Linked DNA regions of Mus musculus: region 2 is linked to region 1. Evidence: chromatin loops called from intact Hi-C (ENCODE). Cell type or tissue: left cerebral cortex. All regions are shown on one strand. Links, peaks and the distances in the headings refer to the core of each region. The heading gives the core; the rest is flanking DNA. Region 1 has its middle 30 kb from the start of Tmed3. Region 2 overlaps Gm47403 (a long non-coding RNA gene).

Evidence for each region. Peaks named below come from ENCODE experiments on the same cell type or tissue, not always from the same donor. Only the 100,000 strongest peaks of a DNase experiment are listed, where the experiment ranks them.
Region 2: it touches region 1 in a loop (2.4-fold over the local background); 2 of 42 quality-filtered maps call a loop at or near these places.

Annotation. Positions count from the first base shown.
Region 1 is chr9:89,673,156-89,676,077 of GRCm38, reverse strand. No RefSeq gene overlaps it. Among named protein-coding and RNA genes, the nearest start is that of Tmed3, 30 kb to the left of the region's middle. In left cerebral cortex, for the core only: a CTCF peak has its summit at 1,632 (motif pointing right); a DNase peak (open chromatin) is centred at 1,639.
Region 2 is chr9:89,551,652-89,554,573 of GRCm38, reverse strand. Gm47403 (a long non-coding RNA gene) reads left to right here. Exons shown (of 3, transcript XR_003948202.1): 2 at 1,099-1,219; 3 at 1,534-2,922. Among named protein-coding and RNA genes, the nearest start is that of Gm47403, 7.1 kb to the left of the region's middle. In left cerebral cortex, for the core only: no CTCF peak of the experiment used is centred there; a DNase peak (open chromatin) is centred at 1,712.

The DNA.
Region 1 (2,922 bases), core at 314-2,813:
GAGGAGAGGGGAGGAGAGGGGAGGAGAGGGGAGAGGGGAGAGGGGAGGAGAGGGGAGAGGGGAGATGGAGATAAGCAAAATAAATTCTTATTGGGCTTCAGGATTTTCCTTCCCCAGAGACCTTCTCCTCCACAACCATGGAATCAACTGGGTAGCCTCAGTTAAACCTTGTGGTGCCTCCCCTTTTCCTCTGTACTTCTGGAGATTGAATCTAAGACCCTGTGCATGCTAGGCGAGTGCTCTACCAATGGGCTACAATGCTATTCAGGAGTATTCTCCTTTCTTGACCATTACTTTAATTTGCCTGCATTATACCCACAATGCATCCAACTTTCTTTTTTTCTCTAGTTGAATTCCAGGCTATGGATTCTCTTCTCATTTGTCCAATCATGGTTAAAGAATTTCCCAATATTTCCTGATTTACTTATACAGGATTCTTCAGGACCAAGGCACCTTGCTATCTTCAAAGTAGACAAAGAGTGGAGTTAGATGCAGTGTATTCGGCCTTATGTTGTGTCTTTGATCCATTTGGAGGTTTTTATGCAGAGTGATAAATGTGGACCTATTTGGAGACATCCACAAGCAGCAGTCCACTTTGATCAGCACAGTTTGTTAAAGATGCTACCTTTTATCCACGTGTGTTTCCAGGTCATTCATAAACACACACACACACACACACACACACACACACACACACACACACACATATCACATATGGAGATGTATGAACTTACGTCTAAGGCTTCAGTTTGACTCAATTTATTCACCTGTCTGTTTGTATGCCAATATTATTCTGTTTTTATTACTATAGCTCTGTAGCATCATTTGAGATTGGGGGTAGTGATGCCTTCAGTAGTTCTTTCATTATCCAGGATTGTTTTAGCCATCCTTTTTGGTTTAGTTTCTGTTCATTTGTTTCCAAATCTGTAAAACTTTTGTACCACGTGGAAGATGGCAATCCGCCACCATGGTCCCCATCCAGTCATTAGCATGGCTTCTCACCAGTGGAGGAGCTTTGGCATAAAGCTGTGTGCATTAGTGCACACCATATGCAACAGCAAACGGTTATGCTGACACTAAATAATTAAATTGAGAAGGATGTTTCTTTTATCAGAAGGTAAGAAAAGATACATCAAAACTGAAGAAATCCCTCTCCCTGAGATAATTTTATGAACAATCTTAACATTTCATTTAATCTAAACAAATTTTAATACATCTGTGAAAGTAATACAATTTTTTGGCAGATGAGAAATCTTTCCCTGTCATGGTGTTTGTATATAATCAGATATAACCCAGGCCAACACAGGTAGGCTCCTATACCTCACTTCAGCATCGTGGAAATTCCTCCGATACTTGAAAGAGCAGAGCCTTAGATGAACCTAACTGATGCCTTTATTAAAGAACTTATTTTTCATGATGTTATTTCAAATTATTCTTTTGTTTGGCACCTCGGGTGGGGTTGGATGCTGTATGTTCAAGACAATGCACATTCAGATTTTTCTTTCTTGTGTGTATCAATAAAGCAAGTTGATTTTTTTAAAAAGACACGGAAGGAGATCTATATGATCATTTTAAGCAGTTGTAAGGCTGCAGAAAGTTCTAATTCCTGTGAAAGGCAATTCCTACCACCAGGTGGCAGCAGAGCTAAAACTCTGGCCAGTTGGTGTGACCTGTCTTGCATAGCCAGCTTGAACAAAGGCAACAATTCACACAGACCCCCATGAACCAGAAGTAGAAAATCCCACAATGGACAGGAGCTAATGAGACTGTCTCAGCCTTGCTTCCTGCTAACCTCAGCAGGGACAGTCTGGGACATGCACACTCAGCAGAACAATAGTCAAGAGGTAGCAGGTGATCCATAGAACCATAACCCCCTGTGAAGACCAGGTTGTATCAGTAGCACTAGAGTATCCCCTTGGGTGTCTTGGGTCTAGAGCAACTGCTGAATGTCATGGAGGTTATTCCCCGGCCCTAGGGTGCCCAGGTTGGAAGACCAGGCTTGGAGCGTCATCAGAATGCCTCCTGGAGGACAAGAGTTTCTACAGCTGCTCTGCTCTGGCTCTGGTATATTGTCAGGATGGTCATATCGCTTGCCTGATTCTTTCGCAGCGCCTCAAAGGGGCCTGGCACGATGCTGTGCGATTGTAGAGTCATTTCAGCACACTCACAGGCTCACATTTACCACCAGGCAACTCTCTGACTTGCTCTTACTGTTTCCAAACTACTTCTCTTCTCCCTCAGAGAGCTTGTCAAAATCTTGATGCTATCAGAGGCTGCATCCTTAGGGACACCACACAGTTCACCTGCTGTTGTAGTTCATGCCTCTAGTCTTAGCATTCAGGAGATGGGGGCAGAAGGATTGCCATTAGTTTAAGGTCAGCCTGAGTCACATAGTGAATACCAAATCATCAGGACTATATAGAAAGATGTTTCAAAAGCCAAACATTAAAGAACACTGTACCATGGTTAAGAGGTGACCACTTCTGCTACTAAGCAGGAAGTGGTTTGGTCTGAGCCCCCATTTCCCTAACTGTAAAATTATTTGCATTGTGCCCAAAGTAACCCCTTGGATGGAGTCTCTATCTTCAACACTTCCTACAAAATCAGGGCTTAGATTATCGTAAAGGGTCTCCCCTATATCATCCAAGCCTTTGTCAAGGTAAAGGAAGGGCAGGTTGTCTCAGGAAGATGGACTCTGAGGCCACCCTGCAGGCATCCCTGCAGCTTGTAGGTTTACTGTGATGATGGCTTATGTCTCAGGAGTTGGGAACTGGAATGAAATGGCCAGCTTAGTAGGTGCTGTTCCTAGAGACAGCTTCTTTCTATGGATGCTGGCATCTGGGAGGACCGCAGGCTCTCCCCACAATTATTCTAACAGCTACAACAATTACACAATAATATAAGCCATGATGAGCCCTATCT
Region 2 (2,922 bases), core at 199-2,698, 120 kb after region 1:
AAAAGCAAAACCTCATCAAATCAGGAGTTTCCAACATCCATGCAATTATTGGAGTAGCCCAATTGAGATAACAAATAGAAGTAACATCATCACTGGGTGGTGGTGTGCACACCTTTAATCTTAGCACAGAGGCAGCTGAATTTCTGAGTTTGAGGCACATCTAGTCTGTAGAGTGAGTTTTAAAACAGCCAGGGATGCTCAGGGAAACCCTGTCTCAAACAAAACAAAACAAAACAAAACAAAACAAAACAAAACAAAACAAAACAAAACAAAACAACAACACCAACAAAAAGTAACATCAGATTGGGGGCATGCAAACATCCTGTTGAAATCAACTGGGGCAGTTGGAAGAGTCATCGGAGTTGCTAATTGAGCTTTTCCTCCATGTTTAGCTCCCTGTGGATGGACTTCCAGCTTCCTATTTCTACTGTGGGCATCTTTATATAATGGGATAAACAATAGTAACATCTGTTAGTGTCTTAGTTAGGGTTTACTGCTGAGAACAGACACCATGGCCAAGGCAACTCTTATAAAGGACAACATTTAATTGGGACTGGCTTACAGATTCAGAGGTTCAGTCCATTATCATCAAGGTGGGAGCAGGCAGGCATGGTGCAGAAGGATCTGAGAGTTCTACATCTTCATCAAGGCTGCTAGTAGAATACGGACTCCCAGGAACCTAGGATGAGGGTCTTAAAGTCCACACACACAGTGACACACCTACTACAACAAGGCCACCTACTACAACAGGGCCACACCTTCTAAAAGTGCCACTCCCTGGGCCGAGCATACACAAACCATCACAGTTGGAAATGGTGTAGCTTCTAGCTAATCTCAAGGACACCGTATTTTAAATCTTGGGTTGTTTGCTGTGCTTATCCCTCCATGTAAAGGTGTTTTGAAGAACATTTAAAATAAGCAAGCTAGCGTCTGGGGCAGGATGTTGTTCCTTGCTCCTAGATTCAGTCTTGAATTATTTTTATTTATTCTTTGGAAGTTTAATACATAATATTTTGATCACACTCACTAAAATTCTACCAGACACACCCACTCTCCCTTGCTTACCCAAATTTGTGTTCTTTTTTTCCAACCCATCAGGTTCAATGTGTGCTACCCATAGATTCATGAGTGTGTGCTACCAATGTGGTTGTGACAGCATGAACAAGACCTGTGCAGGCTTAATTCTAGAGTCTACTTTCAACACATTTAAACATCTCAGGTAATTTACCATATATAATCTCACTTAGAGAGCTTAGGTGAATGCTTTAATATTCTTTCCTAAACTTTAAATTAATTTTTGTTCAATTTTCTGTGCCTTTACTTATTTTTAGCCAAAACTAACTGTAATGAATGCATCTACATACATTCTGGCTCTTTGTCCCATTTCCCTAAGACTTTCCTACAGAGCCTACCTGCCCTAGAGAAGAGATCAATTATGGGCTTTTTATGCATACTTGTGTTTCTTTTTTCATTTGTTCTATGTGCAACCATTAGTCCTGTAAAGGTGTCTGATACTTCCCTCCTTTCTTACAGGAAGAGGACAAGAGGACTTCTGGAGTGGACTATGGTGCACTCCTTCAAATATACTGCAGAGAGGCATGAAAGAATGGGCTAAGGCCCCACCCAACACTGCTTTGGAGGAAGCGAGAAGCTGTTCCAATCCAGCAGCTGATATTTACACCTCTGAATAATGTGTGAAGGCAAGTGTGGAACCAGTAGCAGATGACTCCAGAGAAATCAGGAAATGAGGCCTTTGACAAAGATGCAGGCTATTTATGTGAAACTGGGTAACTGCTAAAAATACATCCACGGTACCAAATGCTCATTTCAGATACAAGAACTGTACAAAGAACAGAGTCATTTTCATCCATCTCCACCTAGGCTGCTGGCCTAGGTATTTATCATCTTCAGTAAACATCACAATTTCCCAGACCAGAAATGGCAGGCAAATCTAGTCCCAGCTCCTGAGTGTAGACTTCACCTTAAGTGGATGGAAAAAAGAGAAAACAAAGAATAATGTTCATTTCCAGTTTGATGCTTTATGATGCTGGGAGTTCATTCGGGTGACTAATAGCACAGAGGGCAGGTGGAACTCCAGTTTGCAGGAGTCGTGCCTAAAATTGATTGTAGAAGGGACATGATACACACTAGGTGAGAGATTTCATGCAACCAAACAATTCGACTGGACTTTTCATATTTAAATTCATCTACACAGAAAAGACTAACCAATGCTACAAGTTGTAGAAAAAGCATGCTTGATTGAGACAAATGGTCTGCTCCTAATTGAGATGATGTTTTTCAAGACAATTCAGGAAATACCTGAATTATAAATACTTGTCAAACTTTATATATACAGTTTCCCTACACACATATACAAGCACATTTTATGATAAGATATAACATAAATCAATCACAGAAAGAGATTAACAACAAAAACTGACAATAAAAGAACAATTACAACAATCGAGATTGAGCCCTCAGTTATAACAATAAAATAGAATATTGTCATCAATCAAACATTGCCTCTCTTACTTTTGAGGTCATTGTAAGTAAAATAAGGATTAATCAAATACAAACACTGAAATACCACGGTTTATCCAATACAGATGGGACTTCCGAGCAGCAAACAGGTAGTATATGCAGTTTGAAACAATGGCCAAAGGAATGGCTTATGTTCAAATAGAGCAGCGGTAGGTTTCATCATGGACCAACAGTGCTCACTCAAGGCATCCAGGACACAAGAAAGGGGTTTTGTCCCTCAATAGTTTAGGTTATATGTAAGAAAAATAGACATCTGAAGGAGTACCGTCAATAAAGCCAGCCATTAACATTTAGAGTGATTTTAGCCATACTTAGCAGCTTTTAATAGGACTTACCTGATGCTCTCAATTCTGTTTGTTTGTGTGTGTGTGAGAGAGAGAG